Linked DNA regions of Homo sapiens: regions 1, 2 and 4 are each linked to region 3. Evidence: chromatin contacts called from ENCODE Hi-C or POLR2A ChIA-PET data. All regions are on one chromosome and are shown on one strand. Each heading gives the region's core, a stretch centred on a gene start or an enhancer-like site at or near the end of the contact. The rest is flanking DNA. Distances are from core to core; before and after follow the strand shown.

Evidence for each region. Hi-C counts contacts between places; a loop is a spot of excess contacts on that map. ChIA-PET counts read pairs that join two places held with the same protein, here RNA polymerase II (POLR2A). Pooled maps may share reads with other maps.
Region 1: a loop to region 3 is called in a map of heart right ventricle, with 2.4 times the contacts of the local background. The contact joins the enhancer-like site here to the promoter of CMYA5 in region 3. A Hi-C loop is called at or near these places in 4 of 168 maps with a recorded cell type or tissue (Right ventricle myocardium inferior, cardiac septum, heart left ventricle and 1 more) and 13 of 50 pooled maps. POLR2A ChIA-PET finds 5 or more read pairs at or near these places in 2 of 52 experiments (BJ and RWPE1).
Region 2: a map of heart left ventricle shows a loop between it and region 3 (3-fold over the local background). The contact joins the enhancer-like site here to the promoter of CMYA5 in region 3. A Hi-C loop is called at or near these places in 8 of 168 maps with a recorded cell type or tissue (Right ventricle myocardium inferior, cardiac septum, heart left ventricle and 1 more) and 7 of 50 pooled maps. POLR2A ChIA-PET finds 5 or more read pairs at or near these places in 3 of 52 experiments (A673, CD4-positive, alpha-beta T cell and Panc1).
Region 4: a map of heart left ventricle shows a loop between it and region 3 (3-fold over the local background). The contact joins the enhancer-like site here to the promoter of CMYA5 in region 3. A Hi-C loop is called at or near these places in 4 of 168 maps with a recorded cell type or tissue (GM13977, heart left ventricle, left cardiac atrium and 1 more), 1 of 37 single-sample maps with no recorded cell type and 4 of 50 pooled maps. POLR2A ChIA-PET finds 5 or more read pairs at or near these places in 7 of 52 experiments (BJ, OCI-LY7, WTC11 and 4 more).

What each region holds. Positions count from the first base shown.
Region 1 is chr5:79,726,446-79,729,145 of GRCh38, reverse strand. It overlaps CMYA5 (cardiomyopathy associated 5), which reads right to left. Exons shown (of 13, transcript NM_153610.5): 2 at 1-231. Among named protein-coding and RNA genes, the nearest start is that of CMYA5, 38 kb to the right of the region's middle. Within about 2 kb of position 1,250, at least 5 of the 41 ENCODE cell types and tissues checked have a DNase peak (open chromatin) inside an H3K27ac peak, as active enhancers do; they include heart left ventricle and heart right ventricle, where a contact is called at or near this core.
Region 2 is chr5:79,742,964-79,745,663 of GRCh38, reverse strand. It overlaps CMYA5 (cardiomyopathy associated 5), which reads right to left. Exons shown (of 13, transcript NM_153610.5): 3 at 1,742-1,837; 4 at 209-442. Among named protein-coding and RNA genes, the nearest start is that of CMYA5, 54 kb to the right of the region's middle. Within about 2 kb of position 1,288, at least 3 of the 41 ENCODE cell types and tissues checked have a DNase peak (open chromatin) inside an H3K27ac peak, as active enhancers do; they include heart left ventricle and heart right ventricle, where a contact is called at or near this core.
Region 3 is chr5:79,688,393-79,691,092 of GRCh38, reverse strand. It overlaps CMYA5 (cardiomyopathy associated 5), which reads right to left and starts at 1,257. Exons shown (of 13, transcript NM_153610.5): 1 at 1,037-1,257. The coding sequence starts at 1,185. RefSeq lists an enhancer at 1,246-1,747.
Region 4 is chr5:79,629,305-79,632,004 of GRCh38, reverse strand. All of the region lies in intron 4 of TENT2 (terminal nucleotidyltransferase 2), which reads right to left. Among named protein-coding and RNA genes, the nearest start is that of TENT2, 18 kb to the right of the region's middle. RefSeq lists enhancers at 1,524-2,023, 2,024-2,525. Within about 2 kb of position 1,349, at least 2 of the 41 ENCODE cell types and tissues checked have a DNase peak (open chromatin) inside an H3K27ac peak, as active enhancers do.

The DNA of each region.
Region 1 (2,700 bases), core at 1-2,500, 38 kb before region 3:
TCATCCACAATAAAGGAAACATTTCCAGGAGGAGAATTCACAGTTGACCCTTCCCGACTACACACACCAGAAGTCTGACTTTCTTCTGAAGCCCAAGGAGTAGAAGATCTACTTGAATTGGTTTCCCAGGTTATCCCACTATCTTCCCTTTGGACTGTCACCATGGAAAAGGAGGGGTCAGATATGATATACTCCTGCTTGATCTTTCCCTCTTCATCCTGGTCTGATAACCTATAGCAAATAACAATATTAATTATATATTATCATAATAAAATAATACTAATTAATAGAATAAGTAAATACATTTTTACCAGGTAAAGGATTAATGTGAAATTAAAATACAGACATCAATATTGCCTTCCATGTCAAAAAGAGGGATGTATATCAAATAAAGTTTAAAAACCAAAGTCAGGATACCCAATACAATGACACATCCCAGGCTGGAATGACTCACTATTCCACAAACTCAAAAAAGCTAAAGTTAAATTTACCACCTTCTCTCATCAGGATTGCCTTCCTGATCTTGTCGGGACTCAGCAGTCACTCAAGCCCACTCTAGTCACCAGCATCTTCATAATAACTCTTGTATCTGTGCTCTCTCTGTTACCACGATCGCCACCTCACCCAGCTTTTCACCACTTCCCTCCTAGTCACTGCCATTAACTTCCTAACTGGTCAGCTGGTATCACAGGTACCTCATTTTCCCCCACTCTTAACCCACTGTGCCGCATCCTCCCAGACTGGCTTTACTAACCAGCTCAGTATGCCACCCCCTGCTTTAAAATCTCAGCAAATTCTTCATATCCACAGAAGAAAAAAAAAAAAAAGATGTTCAAAATCCTTAGCTCTCTAATCCCTATCTGACATTCTTTCCAAGTGTGTACCTGCACCCTACCCCTACAGGTAAATTCCTGTTTTAACAATAATTCACTGTTCGGCAAATAGATCTTGGGAACTCTGAGTCATGATAAAGAGAAAACAGGTCATTGAATAGAGAGAGGTCACAAAAAATGTCAACCTACTGTGCTTCACTTTCCTCATCTATAAAACAGGGATAATAATAGAACCTATCTCGTGAGCTTGTTGAGAAGATTAAATTAGTTAACTCATGCGAAATGCTTAGGGAATATTCCTGGCATGTAGTTAGTGCTCACTCAATAAATGTTATCTGTAGTCAGGCCTTCCTGATGACACATGATGAAAGGCGCCTGGGCATGATCACTTGCAGCTGCTACAGGATACAGAAGTGTGGAAAGGCTGTGTCCGTGGACTGGTCTCTCATCCCTTCCGAGATGGCTGGCTTTGGCCGCTCCTTCATTTGCTATTGGGCCCCCATCTTAGACTCTGTAGCGCTCTTCTCTGAAATTGTCTTCTACCTCTTCCTCACTTGTACTTACGCTGTTCCTCCATTTAGAATGCAGAGCCCCGACAATACTCCACTTCTGCAACTGTAAATTCTACCTACTCCTTAAGGCTGGGTTTAAATTCCTCTGCGGTTATCATTCCTGACCAATGCAGCAGCCGCGTTTGCCATCACTTCATAAACATATTTCCTCCTAGGAATATGCAAGATGAAGCCCAGCTACTGACTGGCTTACATCTGTCTACAACAATAAAAACAAAAAACCTTCTGTTAAAAACACGAAACATAAGTGTTAAATTAAGACAATTGAAAAAAAATCTACAGTTAGATTTATGTCCCTTCGTAAACTGTTTTTATCATCAGTCTCTGCATATATCAGAGGTCCTTAACTCTGAGACATTATAAAAACCACCTGTGGAAACTTTTTTAAAAATACTAATACTGCCCCATACCCTTCTCCACAGAGATTCTGATTTAATTGTACGAGGGTCTGGTCTTCACATTGCTATGTTTTTAGATTTTAAAAGCTGCCAGGCGACTACAATATGTATTCAGAATCACTGGCCTGGCCAGGCACAGTGGCTCACGCCTGTAATCCCAGCACTTTGGGAGGCCGAGGCGGGTGGATCACCTGAGGTCAGGAGTTTGAGACCAGCCTGGCCAACATTGTAAAACCCCATCTCTACGAAAAATACAAAAATTAGCTGGGTGTGGTGGTGGGTGCCTGTAATCCCAGCTACTCAGGAGGCTGAGGCAGGAGAATCTCTTGAACCCAGGAGGCGGAGGTTGCAGTGAGCTGAGATCACGCCACTGCACTCCAGCCTGGGTGACAACAGTGAAACTCCGTCTCAAAAAAAAAAAAAAAAAAAAAAATCACTGGCCTAAACAATCCTAGCTCTGACACTTAAATAGCACATATCTTTCTTTCTCACTGCAAACCCTTCCTGGTTTGTTAGGTTGGGTGGGGACCAGGACCATAAGTCCTTGCAGGTGCACTCAACTTCCCTTATTAAGCTTCAGAGTTTCCCCAGCAGTCTACTGCAAAGGGGTTATGGCTGTCCTGAGATCCTGGTCTCCTTAGTTCTCAGCACAGCCATGGGGAGCCTGGGGCAGCCAGGCCCCTTGGGCCACTAGCCTGCAATAGCAAGCAGCCAGATCCATTCACCCTAGTGTGCTATAAATTATATCATTTTCTATACATGCCATGAGTGAAGGGTCGGGAAGAAGTAGTCTCTCCACTTCCCCGCAACTCTGCTCTCACTCATTTGCTTGGGTATTAAACTGCTGAACTTAATTAGGAATTAATACTGTATCTTGGTCCTGAACAGAATCTTATT
Region 2 (2,700 bases), core at 39-2,538, 55 kb before region 3:
CAGCTGGATCTGGGCATTGAGGCTTTCAGGGTTTGCTGGGCCTTTTCTATAGGCATCAGGCATGCCCAAATAATGTTTAAATGCCAGAATTATATAAATCCCACACAGAGATATAAATAATCTTAAGGAATAGTGAAAAATGAAGCTTTAAAAGTAGATGTGCCAGAGTGGGCGCAAGGTGTTTGAGCCCATTTTACTTGGCACTTACAGTCAGGAAGACGGCCTCATCAAGCTCCTCTGCTTCTCTCACGATGGTCTCCAGGGTGTCTTTGGCAGTGTCCATGCTCTGCAGAAAGTGGACCATCTGCTCATGCAGGAACTCCATCTTCTTCTTCTTCACTTCCTCAAAGCTCTGGGCTTTCTCATCATACTGTGCTAAAACCTTCTTCATCATTTCCTCATTCTGTTCTTCTAGCCTTTTCTCATTTTTACTACAGTTTTCCTGAAAACAAACAAGCAAAAAAGCCCACTTCTGAATGAAACAAGAAATGCTGCTTTTTTTTTTTTTTGGAAACACCAGCCTTTTAAAGAATTGACCTCTGGCATCCTGATCAGAGAATCAGACATCACATGCACAGTTCAAATTTCTAACCTACCAATCCCTTTCCCACAGTTAGTTTTGCAATAAAGCAATAGAATTTACTGTAACAGTATCATCAAGAAAGTTTTAGCTACCATAATACAAAATATATATATTTTCATATGGAAGTCTTGCCCACCTGCACTCACACATGATGAAACTTGAAAATGGCATCACGTTGAGTGAGCATCCCTGGCCTTCAGATGGTGGAAATGCATCAGTCCACTAAAATCACAGTGCAAGGCAGAAAGCCCAGATATGGAATGGGGGCTACCTCCCCAAATGTTCTCCAGTGAGATGGCAGGTTATCCCACAGTGGGAGAAACTTCGTTGCCTGTCCAGACACATCCAGATGCCTGGCTATCCTCACTAGTGGGGCTAGTAATAAGATGATCCCATAATTTACTCCCTAAAAAGGACACCTGGGGAAGGTGACACCCGAAATAACTAGCATGTACTAGTTGATCCACAACATGAATTAAGCAGACCTCTTACAAGCAAACCAGCATGTGGAGCGGCCCCAGTAGTAGGGAAACTGTGCAGCAGCCTCTGCAGTGGCCTCAGGCCCTCTGCCAGTCCTGATTGACTGGTGAGGGTGCCTGGGCCATCTCTGTATAAGGATGGAGCATTGCTAGTCCCTCTCTTCCCTGCAGAAGGGATAAGAGCCAGCAGCTAGGAGAGTATGAACTCATCAGAGATAGTCGTGCTATGAGAGGCACTCACTGGCCCTGGGCATGGGACACTGGGCAGTGACTCAGAGCATTTCTGCAGAGTTAACCCAGTGAGAGGCATGAAAATGAGGAATGTACTCTAAGACTTGGTTTCTTATCTATACAATTGGAACAATAATAACACCTATCTCATATAATTGTGAGGATTCAGTCAGGTAAAGCATGTAAAGCATTTGCCCTATTATAGTAAGTGTTAATAAATGCATGTCTGTCGTTACCGGCAAATCTTTTATCCATAGGCAGAAAGGAATCTCACTCATTATGCACAGAGAGAAGACTTTAAGCATTCTCGCTTTGAATGGAACCGAACCAACAATGGCAAACAACACATGCGCATAAAATCCCCAAGTCAGATCCCTTCACCTCAGAATCATTTACTTCTGATACTGTGAACAAGCCAGGTTAAGGTAAAATGGGTGTGTTAACTTACCTCAATGGTATTAAAAAAGGATTCTATCTCACTAACAAAGGCTTCAATCCTCAAGGACTTTTCTTGTAAATTTTCTAGAAATTCTGCTAATTGAACCTGAAGAAAAGAATTAAGATATCCTTAGTATATGACATTTAGGAAGAGAACTTCAACCAGTGAGCTCCAAGTTCCTTATAAATTTAGTATGTTTCGTAGAGACTTACTATACTATATCCACTAACAAATCAATCCTTAAATTTTCTTTACTGCCTCATCTGACTATAGATAATTCTGTATGATAATTAGGAGGTTTTGAGTGAAAACCTCAAAACAACTACACAAAGACAGTATATCTTCGTAAGTGAAAGAATGGACTTTCTTGATAAACTGATGAGCTCAAAACATACCTGTTTTAATGAACTATAGATTTGAATGCGTTCTCTCTAGTAAGACCTTGGTTTTTATATGTTCTGAGAGAGGAGTCTTTTTGCTAAACTGGTCCAATATACCTGAGTAATTTCTTCACATTTATACTAATGGCCTGAGAAGGTGATCAGAGTGCCACAAGGCCTGAAATTTAGCATACCAACTGAGAGAAACTGCCTACTAAAGGGACCTAAAAGTTCTAATGACCCTCAAAGGGTTAAAATACTCAAGGGGTAATAGCCAACTAGAAAACGTATGGGGTGATAGGGGAGCATGGTACCCACTTTAGCCGTAATTATAAACCTAGCAACAGCCAATCTTGCTAAACTTAAAAAATAACAAAGCAGAAAAAATAGCAGAGCTTCAGCTGTCTGATTCACTACCACAGACTGATGGAGATACAACATTGATGGAGGCCTCTTCAGGATCTGGTCTCTACTTCCCTCTATGGCCCTTACCTCTTCTCCACAGCCCCCAGGCTCCAATCACACAGGCTTCGTCATTGCACTCTTTCTCATCTGTGTGCCTTCATATGGTATTCCTTGGCTCTAGAA
Region 3 (2,700 bases), core at 8-2,507:
AACGTTTCCCCATAGGGGAAAAAGTTAGGGAAACTTTTTCCACAAGGTCCTTGAGGCCAGGGACTGTGCTTGCTTCCCACTTGGCAGCTGTTTGATAAACAGGTGACATACATTCAGGACTTCTTGTCTGACCATCCATCCTCCTCAATGCCCCTCTATGGGCTACTTCTTCAACATCGGCTCTGCTGGCTTTGATTAGGTAAGCTGGGCGTTCTGAGATGGTACACACCCACCTGCCACCTTCAAAGCCTTTCTACTGTTATGAACAGACTGAGGAAGAGACATCACTGACTGACACACAGTCAGGAAAAAACCCAAAACTCATACTCAAGGAAAACAAGTGAAGGTAGAAGCTAATCCAAATAGACATTAGATGATTTCTATTATTCTCATTTTAGGGCCTTCTTAAAGGGACGGAGGGTGGGAGATCGAAGGGTGGGAGGTGCATCTTTTGTACATAGTATTACTTCATCGCATTCACGGAAACTGATATTTGGGATTTGGGACCAGGACTTGAAGAACAGGGATTACTGAAACTCATGCTTCTTTTCCCCCAAAGAATTTATGGGCCTTTGTATCAAAATAAGGTCACCTTATTGCAGCCTAGCCTACTGCTAGGCCCCCGGGGAGACCGCCATTCATCGGAAGGTACCAGTGCGCCTTCACCGCCTCCACCCCACCCCCTTCTCCTCTAGCGCAGGATTTCGCGATTGTTCCTGTGCCTCGGGCCAGATGTACGTGTTCCAGCACATTTCGGCAGTTATGCAGGACCTAAGTAAATCCTCAGGAATAAACAAGAGCAGCGAGTCACAAGGAGCTGGGGGCGGGGGTAATGAACTCTGCTGCAGGCGGGCCTGTCACTCCAGCTGACAGCGAGCACCTTCACCTTCAAGTTCTTTTAAACGACAGTGCACCCAGAGAGAAAGTGCCTAGCTCGAGGCAAACGAACCCCAGAGCTTAAAAACTTAAAGCAAACAAGCAAGGGTGCTGCTAGCTGCCCTGCAGGCCCTGGGCCGAGGAGAGAGGCTCGCGCTACCTGGAGTCCGGCTCCTCCTCCGACTCCGCCGCCGTCTCGTCCTCCTCGCCCTCCGACTCCTCCTCGGTCTCCAGCTCCCGGGTCGCCTCCTCGTCCCCGTCGGAGCCGAGAAAGCTCTCGCCAGCGTGGTTGCTATCGCGGCTCGCCATCGCCTCTCCCGGGCCTGGGCCGGGGCCGGAGCCGGAGCCGCCCGCGCCGCGCCTGGTGTTCTCCCTCCGACTGCTCTGGCCCCTGCCCTCCCCAGCCCTGCCCCTGCGGGGGCGGCTCGGGTTCCCGGCGCCGGGGGCGGGCGAGCCCCGCGACTTTAAATAGAAGGCGTCAAAGTTTCGCCACCGAGCTTCTGGGGCCCGGGCTCAGCTTCTCCTCTTCCCTGAGCCCTCCCCCGCCCCCGTTTCGCCAGATCCCTGGCGGGCCTTTCGGACAACTGGAGATCACTTTAAGGGGCGCGGGCTCCGGCTGCACCAGGGGGTTCAAAGGAGGAAAGGCAACCTAGCCCCGTCTCTTATTTCCTCCAGAGTGAGTCTTTTCGGTTTTGAGCTGAGCTACTTTCTGGACCCTTTATCCCAAACAATACCCTGAGCTGGGCACTTAACTACCAGGCACTCTGCTAAGGGTCTCGCTTTCATTACCTCGATTCTGTGGTGGTACCTGTAGAAGGTTTTACTGTAGTGCTGGTTTCCCAGATGAGGAAACTGAGACTCCGAAGAGCTCCAGCAGCTCAGGCTGTCATTGCTAGTAAAATGACCCAATGAGAAACAAAGCTAGGCGTGCCCTGCTCAAAAGCCCAGTTTTGAACCAGTGTTCCGTCCCGGCTCTCTTTATATCGCAAGTCAATATACTGTGTATTTTCTTGCTCAGTGGTCCCTGTTATTGAGCCAGGAAACTTTATCTCCACTCATCTTAAACCTTGAGGAGGAGCAATTTCCCCCACGTTAGCAAAAAGCTAAGTTTTGTCTGAAACTGGCCCAAATGCCCCAAACCTTTCCCCGGATCAAGTTGTGGTTAAAACCCCTCAATGGCTTCCCACTGCTCAAAGACTGAACCCCAACACCCTCACAAAGGTAACGGTTGCCTAACAGGCCATGTTTTACCTGTCTACTCTTTTTTTTTTTTTGAGATGGAGTCTTGCTCTTGTCGCCCAGACTGGAGTGCAATGGCGCGATCTCGGTCCAGTGCAACTTCCACCTCCTGGGTTCACGCGATTCTCCTGCCTCAGCCTCCCGAGTAGCTGGGACTACAGGCGCGCACCACCATGCCCAGCTAATTTTTGTATTTTTAGTAGAGACGGGGTTTCACCATATTGGCTAGCCTAGTCTCGAACTCCTGACCTCAGGTGATCTGCCCACCTCAGCCTCCCAAAGTTCTGGAATTACAGGTGTGAGCCCCCACGCCCAGCTGGTCAGGTGTCTTTAGAAGTCAGGAGTTCCCAACATTGTCAAGTCACTCCACTGTGTCTTTATTAACACAATTCCTTCTGCCTCAAAGGTTGGTCCCATTTTTACCAGGATACCCATCATTCAAGATCACCACCTTTCACTGAAATCCCAAAGTTAAACTCAGTACCTCTCTTCCAGGTTCCCACATAATCCTATATTCAAATTATGTTTGTATCTCCTTCCCCAGCAGACTTCGTAAGTTTACTACTCTTCTTTGTCCCATCATCC
Region 4 (2,700 bases), core at 100-2,599, 59 kb after region 3:
TTATCTTGCATAGTAATTGAGAGAGAAAACGGGAAGATGCCATTCAACTCTGGAAACTCCACTAACTTCTCCCTACCGTATCTACAAATTTCCCTGTATCTATACCTATCCTCTCCTCCTATCAGCCAGTTCAAAAAAGTTTTTCTCTTACCTAAGGCCAATCACTCCACCTATACACAGGACTCATTCCCCTTCCACCTTGTGGGAAACCTTATTCATGATTGTTCTTTTCTTTCCAGAGTGGTCAACCTCTTTCCTCTCTATGAATCTTCCCCACAAACATTTATTTGTGACCAGAGTTTCTCCCACCTTACCAAAAAAAGCCTGTCCTAACTTCACACCTTTTGCTCCTCCCTTTCACTGCCAAATGTCCCAAAACAGTTGTGTATAATCTTAGTTTGCATTTGTTCTCCTATTCTTTCCTCAACCGATTTCAACGAGTCTTGGACATAGACTCTCTTCCTGGGGCTTCAATTACCATCTGTATGCTGATGATGGCCAAATACACATTTCTAGCCAATGAATAACCTCTGAATTCCAGATCTATACACAGTATATTCAACTATCAATGCTAAATATCCACTCTGATGCTTCAAAAGCTTCTTAAAGGCACATGTCCACAGACTCATGAGTCAATCCCTATTAAGCACACATATAAATCTTCCTCCTCTTCCATTCTATTCTGTCTCAGCAAATGAGGCCACCAGCTGTAGAAGCCAGAAACTTGAGTGTAATCCTCAAAACCTTCTTCTCAATCGAACCCAATGGTTTTCAACTAGGGCAATTTTGCCCCAGAGGATGACTGGCAATGTCCATAGGCATTTTGGGCTGTCACAACTGGGGATTGGTGGCAGGAATGCTACTAAATGTAGTAGGGTACACAGGACAGCCCCTCCACACCAAAGTAAGCTGGCCTAAAATGTCGATATTGTAGAGGCTTAGACACTGTAATCTAATATATCATCAAATGTTATGGATTCCACCTCTAAAATACAGCTTAAATCCATCAATTTCTCTTCATCTTAACTACTAGCATTTCCTAATTCAAGTACCATTGCCTCTCACTTGAAATACTACAGTACAACTTCCCTACATCCATGCTTGCTCAACTTCAATCTACTCTCCATAGTGCAGTGAAAATAAACTTTTTAACTCATCTGTCCCCTGCATTAAAAAAAAAAAAAAAACCTGAATAGGTTACTGCTGTTATTAGGCTAAAGATCAAAATGGCCTAATAGTCCTTGCAAAATATGCCCCTCTTCCCATCTCCCCTACCACACCTTCAACCACTTCCCCTCAATTCACCAAACACTAGCCATCTTGACCTCCTTTCAGTTATTTGTACACTCCATTCTCCTTTCTGCATCAACACCCTCAAACATGCTATTTCCTCTCTCTAAAGCAGTCTCCCCATCCCCACTACTTTTTGAGACAGAGTCTCACTCTGTCGCCCAGGCTAGAGTGCAGTGGCGTGGTCTTGGCTCACTGCAACCTCCACCTCCTGGGTTCAAGCAATTCTCTGCCTCAGGCTCCCAAGTAGCTGGGATTACAGGCACCTGCCACGAAGCTAATTTTGTATGTTTAAAAGAGATGGAGTTTTGCCATGTTGGTCTTGAACTCCTGACCTCAGGCGATCCACCCACCTTGGCCTCCCAAAGTGTTGCGATTACAGGCATGAGCCACTGCGCCTGGCTCCCACCACTCTTTAACTAGTTAACTCATTCATCTTTCAGATCTCAACTCAAATACTGCCTCCTCTAAGAGGCTTTCCCTGAGACCTCAAATGCATTCTCTCAGCACTCACTAATTTCCTGCACAGCATTTATATAAATAAAATTGTGATCTGCATTTTTTTAATTTTTGTATTTTTGAGACGGAGTCCTGCTCTGTCACCCAGGCTGGAGTACAGTGACGCGATGTTGGCTCACTGCAACCTCTGCCTCCCAAGTTCAAGCAATTCTCCCGCCTCAGCCTCCCGAGTTGCTGGGACTACGGCACACGCCACCACGCCCAGCTAATTTTTTTGTATTTTTAGTAGAGACGGGGTTTCACCATATTGGTCAGGCTGGTCTCGAACTCCTGACTTCAGGTAATCCACCCGCCTCGGCCTCCCAAAGCGCTGGGATTACAGGCGTGAGCCACTGTGCCCGGCCTATGTATGGTTATTATTTTTTTTTTGAGACAGAGTCTCACTCTGTTGCCCAGGCTGGAGTGCAGTGGCACGATCTCGGCTCACTGCAAGCTCTGCCTCCTGGGTTCACGCCATTCTCCTGCCTCAGCCTCCCAAGTAGCTGGGACTACAGGCACCCGCCACCACGCCTGGCTAATTTTTTGTATTTTTAGTAAAGACGGGGTTTCACGATGTTAGCCAGGATGGTCTCGATCTCCTGACCTCGTGATCCACCCGCCTCGGCCTCCCAAAGTGCTGGGATTACAGGCGTGAGCCACTGTGCCTGGCCTATGTATGGTTATTTTTTAATGGCTCCCCCTCTCACCATGCTGTACCTAAATGGTAGAGACCATGTATGTTTAGCAAAACAGTGTATCTCCCACGCCTAGAGCTCACAAATATTTGAATGCTAAATAAATTAAAAATCTTATCTACTCTAGGGTGTTTCAACTGTCACTTTTGTTTCAGATCTCTTAAGAATCCGTATCTCTAGCCTGACCTCACTTCTGAACTCCAAACATATACTGTCA